2 separate regions of the Homo sapiens genome follow, and region 1 is linked to region 2. Evidence: read pairs that join two places in POLR2A ChIA-PET (ENCODE). Cell type or tissue: PC-3. All regions are shown on one strand. Links, peaks and the distances in the headings refer to the core of each region. The heading gives the core; the rest is flanking DNA.

The links. ChIA-PET counts read pairs that join two places held together with the same protein. Peaks named below come from ENCODE experiments on the same cell type or tissue, not always from the same donor. Only the 100,000 strongest peaks of a DNase experiment are listed, where the experiment ranks them.
Region 1: POLR2A ChIA-PET joins it to region 2 with 9 read pairs; 3 of 35 experiments call an interaction of 5 or more read pairs at or near these places.

Annotation. Positions count from the first base shown.
Region 1 is chr14:21,519,127-21,524,432 of GRCh38, forward strand. It overlaps SALL2 (spalt like transcription factor 2), which reads right to left. Exons shown (of 2, transcript NM_001364564.1): 2 at 1,954-5,306. The coding sequence ends at 3,578. Among named protein-coding and RNA genes, the nearest start is that of SALL2, 4.6 kb to the right of the region's middle. RefSeq lists enhancers at 242-741, 5,153-5,306 and a silencer at 4,451-4,637. In PC-3, for the core only: no CTCF peak of the experiment used is centred there; a DNase peak (open chromatin) is centred at 2,595.
Region 2 is chr14:21,362,729-21,368,103 of GRCh38, forward strand. SUPT16H (SPT16 homolog, facilitates chromatin remodeling subunit) reads right to left here. Exons shown (of 26, transcript NM_007192.4): 8 at 3,711-3,801; 9 at 2,342-2,415; 10 at 2,099-2,211; 11 at 710-775; 12 at 505-600; 13 at 306-421; 14 at 66-219. Among named protein-coding and RNA genes, the nearest start is that of SUPT16H, 19 kb to the right of the region's middle. In PC-3, for the core only: no CTCF peak of the experiment used is centred there; no DNase peak of the experiment used is centred there.

The sequences.
Region 1 (5,306 bases), core at 1-5,000, 160 kb after region 2:
ACTGCTCTGGTGGGGGCAACTAGAATTAAACATTGGTTCTCTATCTTAAATTAAGTATAGGTTTATACTGGGCATGGTGGCTCATGACTGTAATCCCAGCACTTTGAGAAGCCGAGGCAGCAGATCACTTGAGCCCAGGAGTTGGAGACCAGCCTGGCCAACATGGTGAAACCTTGTGTCTACGGAAAATACAAAAAATTAGCCGGGTGTGGTGGGGCACACCTATAGTCTCAGCTCCCTGGGAGGCTGAGATGGGAGAATCATCTGAGCCTGTGAAGTTGAGGCTGCAGTGAGCTGTGATTGCACCACTGTACCCCAGCCTTGGTGACAGAGTTAAGACTCTGTTCCCCCACACCCCCCAACAAGGAATAGGTTTACTCACCTCTTTCCCTTCTTACAGGCAGCCTCACATCCAGAGTCTTAAATGATGTAGCAGGAAGCAAGTGCCATCTCTGATCAGTGAAAGTAGTGCAACGACTGGGATTCTGCCTACCTGGGTTCTATTTTTGTTTGAGACAGGGTCTCACTCTGTCACCCAGGCTGGAGTGCAGTGGTGCTATCATAGCTCATTGCAGCCTTCATCTCCCACTTCAGCCTCTTGAGTAGCTGGGACTACAGGCACTTGCCACCATGCTCAGCTAATTATTATATTTTTTTGAGACAGAGTTTTGCTCTTGTTGCCTAGGCTGGAGTGCAGTGGCATGATCTTGGCTCTCGGCAACCTCTGCCTCCTGGGTTCAAGCAATTCTCCTGCCTCAGCCTCCTGAATAGCTGGGATTACAGGTGTGCACCACCATGCCCAGCTAATTTTTTGTATTTTTAGTGGAGACGGGGTTTCATCATGTTGGCCAGGCTGGTCTCGAACTCCTGACCTCAGGTGATCCACTCGCTTCAGCCTCTCAAAGTGCAGGGATTACAGGCGTGAGACACCGTGCCCCGCCAGCTAATTATTTTTTTGCAGAGACAGGGTCTCACTTTGTTTTCCAGGCATGTCTTGAACTCCTGGGCTCCAGCGATCCCACCCGCATTGGCCTTCCAAAGCGCTGGTATTATAGGCGTGAATCACTGTGGCTGGCCCTACCTGGGTTCTTAATCCAACTTTGCCACTGAGTGACTTTGGGCAAATCATTTTACCAGTTCCATCCCTTTAGCACTAAGAGTCAATGATATTATAATCTTACAAATCAGTCTCCTTGGACTCAGGTAATCCTCCCACCTCAGACTCCTGATTAGCTGGGACCATAGGTGTGCACCACCACATCCAGCTAATTTTTGTATTTTTGGAAGAGGCAGTGTTTTGCCATGTTGCCCAGGCTGGTCTCAAACTCCTGGGCTCAAGCAATAGGCCTGTCTTGACCTCCCAAACTGTTGAAGTTACAGACGTGAGCCATTGTGACAGGGAAAAAAAAATATATGTTTTATTTGACCCCACCCCTATGTGCTTCCTCTGAATTCCTAATGATAAGAATCCTCCTTTGTCTTGTTGGTAGAAATTATTAGGGTTGAATTACATTTTTTTCTTTCTGATTATGACATCAGATCTCAAGGATCATAAAGTTTAATTCACCTTGGTTCTACAGATTCGCTGATGTCAGAAGGCTGATCTGTGGTTTGAGAAAGACGGAAAAGAAACAGTTTCCAACCTCCAAACAAAACCCACAGAAAAGCCTGGTGGTGGAAGGTTCTAGGTAGAGAAAATCTAGACAATGACTGGACACAGTGGGCAAATGCCTACCTTTTGGAAATACAAACTCCACAGGGAACAATTTCCACAGAGAAGTTACATTAACTGAAGGTTGTCTTAGGACAAGGCTGAATAAAGTAAATATTTCAACACCATATGTTCAGCTTTGGCAGGAGATGTAGGTGGGAAGGGAATCTCAATTTTGGGGAATGCCCATATCACACCCCAGCTGGCTATGTAATCATGAAATAAGGAGAAACACATAAATATTTGGTTAAAACACCTTTAATGATAGAGGGAAAGACACTAATATCTCCCGTCTGTTCTTGACATTTTACTAGGTTAGGAAGCTCTGGAGCCTACAGCTTGAGGAGAAGCCATCGTTCAAGTCAGTCAATAGCAAAACCCTCACTCTCTCCTCCTCAGAACTCCTGTTCCAAATGATCCTATGTTAAGAGTAAATACTACAACTCATTACAAGACGGAGAGGCAGGGAGGACGCCACCTGGAGCTGGTCTCCCAAAGTCTGGGACTCTTAAGAACCAGACAATGACAAAGACACAAGCCCCAGCCTACGGATAGGCAAAATGGGTAGGGGTCTTGAAAGAGGAAGATAAGGAAAATACAAGGGGCCAGGGAATAAAGGAGGGAGTTATCTAAAACTAGAAGCATACTAGTGCTAGGAAATCCCCCATGATCCCTGGTACACCTCTGCACACTATGTCACTATTAGCCCAAAAGAATATTAACGAGAATGTCCAGACATTCACAAGAATTTGAGGCCTTTTCCCTTACATCATGTCCCTTTCTTAGTCACATAGGTACCAGCAAGCCCTATGTTCTAGCAACATTCCTTAACTCTCTCATCATTAGTTCATCAACCATGCTGACCAAAAATGCTCCTTAAAGATACGAACTTCACATTTCCCAAATATCTCCTGGGAGACCTCTTGGCAAGAAATCAGCTTGTTTCCCAACTTTGAGAGGTCATCATGAATGAGAAGCTGGAGAGGTCTTGGCACACTGACCAGCCAAAACCTTTACCTTAATGTGACCATCAGGGGATTTACTGGGAAAATTTTCCTATGCCCTTCCTTCATTTCTCCCTACTTCCTAGGGTTGGGTCACCAATTACTGGAGCATCTTCAGTACCGGCACCTTCTGGAGCAGGGGGAGGAAGAAGGAATGTACAGTTTGCTACTTCTTGTCTATGATGGGCTTCTCAGGCACTGCCTTGGGTGCAGGAGGCTGAAATAGGAGGGGGGCTGTCTTCTCCTTGGCTTCCCTGGATCCCATTGTTGGAGGCACCTTCCCAGCCACAGTTCCTAGGCCAAACAGCACTGGTGGGGCCAGGCTTGGAGTGGTAGTGGAGGTGGAGCTGGAATTCCAGGGCTTCATGGGCAGGCCATTTGACAGGAATGCCACATACTGGTTCTAGAAAGATAGGGGACCCATACCCACCAGCTGAGCAGAAAGGTCACCCCAGAGGAGTGGCACTGGGCCCTCCAGAGACAGCTGCCAGCCCTTTTTGGCTAGGCTGCAATGCCAAATGTAGGTGCTCAGGTGCACCTACCAAAGGGAAAGGGAGAGGAGAGAGGAGGGGGAAGAAGGGTCACACCAGGGAAGCTGGAGAGGGTTCCCCTTGAGAAAGCTGCAGAGAATCTATGTTCCTCAGGTACAAAGAATGAGGAGGGAAGAAAAATTCCTTAGGGGGCCATCCCCTTGTAAGCACAGTAATTTCCAAGCTCAGGGACTACAGAAAAGCCACTAGGGACATAACATGTTAAGAACTTAGAGAAAAAGACAAAATCAGGGCTCATAACTCTGGGAGGTCCTTTTGTGAAGCTGTTTCTGCTCTGTGGGACAAAGAGCAGCAGGTACAGAAAAACAGGCTCATGGGATCGTGGGGTCATCTTTTCGGGGAAAGGGGGAGAGCCCTGTGGAGGTGATGGAAGGCGAACAGCCAGGGACTAGAGAAAGAGCAGCAATATTCTGAGGGCCATGGGGGGCAAAGGGCTGTACCTGGTGGTGTGCCAGGAGCATATGCTTCTTGAGGGTAGCCCGCTCAAGAAAGCCCTGCCTGCAGAAAACACAAGTGAAGAGCGGCCCCTCCTTGGGGTGGGTCTTCTGATGCTCCTCCAGAGCTGCCTGGGAGGGAAAGGCCTGGCCACACACTTCGCAGGCCTTTCTGCTGCTGCTCTCTCCTGGCTCCTTTCTCATTGCCTCCTGCAGGCTCAGCTCCTCTACCAAGGTCACGCTGGTGGCTTCCCCTTCTGGGGTGAGTGCTGATGCCGGACTTGAGCTTCTCTCCGGTTTGCCCCCCTCTTCCTTGCCTCCTAAAACACCACTGCTTCCCTGCTCCATTGGCTGAGGCTGATCCAGGCTGTCAGGTGGTGGTGGTGGTGGCAAAGAAGACTGTTGAGTAGTTTTCTCATTACTGTCCATCTCCTTCCCAGCTGTGGCTGCTGCCGCCACTGTCCCCACCTCCTCCTCTGCCCCAGATGCCTCTTCTGAATCACCTCTCACTGATATTGCCTTCTCACCTCCACTCTCTGAGCCTCTCCCTGCCAGGGAATCTTCATCAGTCACATCTTCCTCTTCTTCCTCATCCTCCTCTTCCTCCTCCTCAGACAACTCCTCTTCCGGTGATGGCTGCTGGGACTGCTGCTGGGGGAAACTCCGTGCCCCGGAGACTGTAGATTGCTCGGAGCCATTCTCCTGAGCAGCTCCTCCACCTTCAGGGAGTGCAGTACCACCGTTGGGGATCTGGCCCCCCAGGTGCATCCGGACATGCTGCTGCAGAGTGACAGCATTGGTGAACTTCTTCTGGCAGATGGGGCAGGAATTCTGTGCCCGGGCAGCTGGACTGGCCTTGTGGCCCACGAAATGTGCACGCAGATTACCCCTGGTGGAGAAGGCTCTGCCACACACTTTGCATTTGAAGGGCCTCTCACCTCCATGTTGGCCATAATGAAGGCGTAGGGCCCGAGGACAGCTAAGCACTCGGAGACAGATGACACACTGGTTAGGTCCAGAAGAGGCTGAGGATGAAGGTGCAGGGGCAGAGGTGGTGGGGGCTCCTGAGGCAGCTGAGGTCACCGCCACAGCTCCTTGCCGGTCAATCTTTTCTACCAGTTGCTGCAGCTTTGATGTCTCAGAGGGTGAGGCCCCCAAGGGCTCTAGCACATAGGGGAAGGGGAAGCTGCCAGTGGACTTGAAGTGGTTGGTAAGCAGTGCCCAGCTTGGTAGTGAAGTCACCAACTTACTTAGTTGCATGCGAGTTGCCGTGCTACTTTCTGCCACTCCACTGATGGCTGAGCCCTCACTCCCTGGGGGGGTGTTTTCATCAGCTTTATTCTTGGGTTCCACTGCTTTCATGAGCACAAACTTATTGAAAGCAGGGAGTCCTGGAGCCGTGGCTGTGCCTGCACTGGTGGAGAGCAGAGTCAGGCTCTCTGTGGCACTGAGTGCTGTTGTGGAGGCCACCAGAGGCTTGCGCTCAACCCCTCCACCTGGAGTGGCTGCCTCCTCCTCGGCCTTCTCTGGTGGCACGGACATACCATAAGGCAAGCCACTGCTGGTAATGACATAGTCTAGGTGCTCTGGTACTGGGTGTGGGTTC
Region 2 (5,375 bases), core at 259-5,258:
TGGCAAATACAATTACTATTTTAAGCAACAGTTTGGATGAAACCTGATGCACTGAATGTCAGTACCTTGATTGTGGCAATGTGAAACGGTGTTGCAATGCCAAACACGGGCATTATTACAGTCTCATATTTCTTATCGATGTAGATCTTCATTTCCCGAATATGTGGTTCCTTAGGCATCAGAGATGGGTTTTTATAGGACACATTAGACTTGCGAGCTCTGGAGTGGGATAAAAAAACAACTGAGAAATTTCTGCAGTCCCACAGAACCCTCAGATGATCTCACTGCTCAGTGAAAACTCTTACTTCTGAATCTGCTGTTCTCCCTTTTGTTCAGTCAATCGCCTCTTTGCTTCTTCATTGAGTTGAGCCGCTAGTTCTTTCTGATGTGCTCTTCGCTTCTCTTCTGCAGTCATTTCATTCTGGTGAATGGAAAATCCAATTTATCACAACACGTGAGCCATATGACAGCCGAGATCAATGTAATTTAAAATAGTAAACTTACTCTTGTTCTTTCTGTAAGTAATGCTGCCCGAGAACCTCTTCCCAAAAGGTCCTCTGCCTCATCTTTCTCCTCCTCCTCTTCTTCCTCATCTTCATTCTATGGAAAAAGTCATAATCAAAAAATGAAATTTTAATTATTTTAGCCAATATTATTTAACTTCTTTATATCCTAAACTTCCTATACTACTTATCTATCTTCTTCCTACCTTTAGGAAAATCCCCACATTCTTCACTTTCTTCTTCACAGAAGTGAGAACAGTAGCTGGGCCATCCTAGAATTAAAAGGAGAATGAAGACACATTATTTAAAAGAGGCAATTTCATTTTCTAACCTAGTAAACGGCTGGGCAATGCTTTGAATCTTTTGGACACTAAAATGTTTGACAATGAATAAATATAGTTTTTATCCTTCTAACCTCTAACCTCTCGTCAGGAGCTACAATTTTTTTTCTTTTTCTTTTTTTTGAGACAGAGTTTCACTCTTGTCAACGAGGCTGGAGTGCAATGGCGTGACCTCAGCTCACTGCAACCTCCGCCTCCCGGATTCAAGTGATTCTCCTGCCTCAGCCTCCCGAGTAGCTGGAATTACAGACGCGCACCACCACACCTGGCTAATTTTTGTATTTTTAGTAGGGCCGGGGATTCACCATGTTGGTCAGGCTGGTCTCAAACTCCTGACCTCAGGTGATCCACCTGCCTTGGCCTCCGAAAGTGCTAGGATTACACGCGTGAGCCACTGCGCCCAGCCAAGAGCTACAATTTGGGAGGCAACATTGGGTAATCACTAATACAGGTTTGATTTGAAGCCTGGCTCAGTTGCTTTCTACCTCAGTGACATTTGGCAAGTTACTTAAACTTGTCTGTGCCTTCAATTTATCTGTAAATGGAGGTAATAAGAGTATCTACTTCACAAGGTACTATTTCAATGAATTAATGTAAACTGCTTAGCTTATGATAAAAACACTGAACTATCTGTGCTCACTATTATTAAAAATCAGTTCGCTGAGGGAAAGAAGCCAGTCACAAAAGACCACATAGGGTATGACTGAATTTACATCAACTGCTCAGATATTTAGCAAATCCTTAGAGAGAACGCAGTTTAGTCATTGCCTAGGCCTGAAGAACCAGTGGGGGAAGGGAAGGGGGATGGGGAGTGACTGCTAATAGGTTCAGGGTTCTTTCCTGAGGTGATGAAAATATTTTCAAATTAGATTGTAGTGATGGTTACACAAATGTGAAAATACTAAAAATCACTAAATTGTACATATCAGGTGGGTGAATTGTATAGTATGTGAATTGTAGCTCAATAAAGCTGTTATTAAAAAGAAAAAAGAATAACCGGTTTCATTATTAGTATTAGTTCCTGATATTATCATTATCAAGGTTCAAGCCACAATATGACAATATGATTTAAAGGTTTATATCATTCCCTATACCTGGGCTACAGTCTCTATTCCTAGCTGCATTAGGTTAGGCTGTCACACGGATTCTTCCCCTTAGCTAGCATTTAACAAAGCAAGAAAAAAACCACAGGGTCCACAAACGTGCCTCAGAAGTTAGTTCATGAAGACTCCAAAGTTTAGACACAATACACACCTCATCCACAAGCACTGTGTCACCAATGAACAGGGCATAGGTTTTCTCTTCTGGCTTTTTCCCCTCCTTGTTAGTCAGGTCTGAGAATCCTAAATTGATGCTGAAAACCATTCCTAAAACAGCAAAACAAGGATCAGTCTGTGGCTGTGACAATGTGGAGAGGTGTGAGACATATGCCTAAAAGAAAATAAAGCTAAAGGAAGTAACTCACAAAAGCATTTTCCTATTGTATGTGAAACTTACCTTTCTTCAGTTTGTATTGATTTTTGCTATTGATTACTAGGGAGCCTTCACGGAATTCAATTCCCATCCCAAACCTGAAAAGAAACAGATAAACATCAGCAAAAGGCTAAAGATCTCTAACATGGATCAAGCATAACATATTCATTTCAACTTTCACAATAAGACAGGCAAACATGTTTGAAATGATTTACCCCTGCTGACCGCTCAGTTAGAAAAGAGGATTCAAAGACAGTCTTTGGCCTCTAAACATGCTGTATAATCCCATGGCGAAAAATAATTTCCTAATTGATTATATCGAGCCTTTTTAATTTTAGCTTATTTGCCCACATTTAAACTTTAACCTTCTACCATAAAATCAAGTCAGTAGTACTCCTAGAAACAACATAGAGATTATTAAGGGGTACATTACTAAGACAGTAATTACTAGATTAAAAGGGGCAATTTTTAGTGGAACACTGGTAAACCAGATTCGTAAGACTTGTTATATAGGTATATATTTCCATGAGAGAAGTCTAGAAACTATATACCATAGACTAGTTTTCATCTAAAGAGAATGCCTACATAAAGCTTTGTTTCCCAAAATGTCCTTTGTTCCATTACACGTTATTAGGTATTTCTAGGTGTTCAGTGATAAAATACATTTGAGAAATGTATAAAATACATTTGAGAAATACACTGGATTGAATAAACAAACCAAAACCAAAACCAAAACCAAAACCAAAACAAAAAAAAACCCCCAAAACAAACAAACGGCCAGGCACAGTGGCTCACATCTGTAATCCCAGCACTTTGGGAGATCAAGGTGGGAGGACTGCTTGAGCCCACGAGGTCAAGACCAGCCTGGGCAACATAGCGAGACCCTGTTTCTACAAAAAATAAAAAAATGAGCTGGGTGTGGTGGCACGTGCCTTGGTCCCAGTTATTGGGGGAGCTGAGATGGGAGGATTGCTGGAGCCCAGAAGGTCTAGACTGCAGTGAGGCACGACTGCACCACTGCACTCCAGCCTGGACAGAGTGAGACCCTGTCTCTAAATAAAATATTAGGACATCTCAGAGTACTTAAGTTGCAAATGTGCACGGAGAGAGGAGATATAGTATGTATTGATAATATTTCCTAACATCTGTAATTATATCCTGGAAAACCTATGGGCTGGAACACCACACTGGTCTAGAAAAATCTCTCTTATACACTTGGGAGAACTTAAATCTGTCTCACCTTCTCTGATAACATCATGTGCCTGGCACATAGTATAGTTTGCTAGTCCATAAATGTTGGCTGAATCAATCAATTAGCCTAAAGAAATAAGACTGACCACTGACAGTCTAACTGAAAACTGACTCAAGAATGACAATAGACATCATGGCATACCCTAGGTTTTTGGTAATTTTGTTCAGCAGTTCTGGCTTCTGCTTTTTAACCACGTCCATGACAGCGTTATACACGTCACATATCTTCACACCTAATAACAAGACACAAAGGAGATATTAAAGTATCTTTTAGGAAAAAAACTCAGTAACATTTTAAAATCAAAATTTATGTCCCCTAAAGCAGTGTTTCTCAAAGTGTGAACTAAACAGTCCACTCACTTTTTTTTTTTGAGACAAGGTCTCACTCTGTCACTCAGGCTGGAGTGCAGTAGCATGATTACGGATCACTGCAGCCCTGACCTCCCAGACTCAATGATCCTCCCACCTCAGCCTCCCAAGTAACTGGGACTATAGGCACACACCACTATGCCCAGCTAATTTTTTATTTTTTGTAGAGACATGGTCTGCCATGTTGCCCAGGCTGGTCTCAAACTGGACTCAAGCAATCCTCCCACCTTGGCTTCCCAAAGTGCAGGAATTATAGGTGTAAATCACTCCACCTGGCCCCATTCTTTTTTTTTTGGATGGAGTCTCACTCTGTTGCCCAGGCTGGAGTGCAGTGGCGTGATCCTACTTCACTGCAAGCTCCACCTCCCGGATTCACGCCTTTCTCCTGCGTCAGCTTCCCGAGTAGCTGAGACTACAGGTGCCTGCCACCACGCCCGGCTAATTTTTTTGTATTTTTAGTAGATGGGGTTTCGCCGTGTTAGCCAGGATGGTCCTGACCTCATGATCCGCCTACCTTGGCCTCCCAGAGTGCCGGGATCACAGGCTTGAGCCACCATACCCGGCCCCGATCCCATTCTTAATCATACTATTTGAGAATCACTGATCTAGGAGGACAGTGGTCTTAATAAAATACTTTAAGAGTTGATAAATGGTATCACATTAAAGTTATTATACATTTTCAAAAACAGATCCTTGTGGTGGGCCTGTTCCATTTATCACTAAATGGGTGAATTATTGTTATGAGGGCTGTGGCCTTAATTTTTCAGGATCTAGACTATGAATGGGTATGTCAAGCTAAAAAGTAGTCTAGATATGGTGGCCTCAGAGGGATCTTTATCTTCATTAAACTATCTATGGCTATGATTTCCAATAGGACTTCTTAAGACCGACTTAGAGATAATGTGGAAGAATGGTGTCTGGAAGCTCAGTATCCTTCGTATCGTTTTGATGTAGGATTAACAGTATATATCCTGTAGGTAGAGATACTAGTTCTCAGAACTTTCTATAACTAAGGAATAGTAATAAGGCCAAGGTATTTTGTGATGATCTGGACACAGAGGGCCTAACAAGTCAGAGAGGTTTCTATAAACATCAATGTAAACCACAATGATCACTCATGCTTGAAAGAAATGCAGATTCAAGACCTAGATGCTAGGATGATTCAACATTTGTAAATCTTATTCTGTTTTTAATATGAGAGCCTCAGAGACATAAACATAACACTAATGACATTTCTTTTTTGAGAGAAGGTCTCAACTCTATTGCCCAGGCTGGAGTGCAGTGGCGCAATCATAGCTCACTGCCGAGGTATAATCGCAACTCACTGCAGCCTTGACCATTCAGGCTCAAGTGATCCTCCTCAACTTCAGTCTGAGTAGCTGGGACCACAGGCGTGCACCACTATGCCCAACTAATTGTTTCATTTTTAATTTCTTGT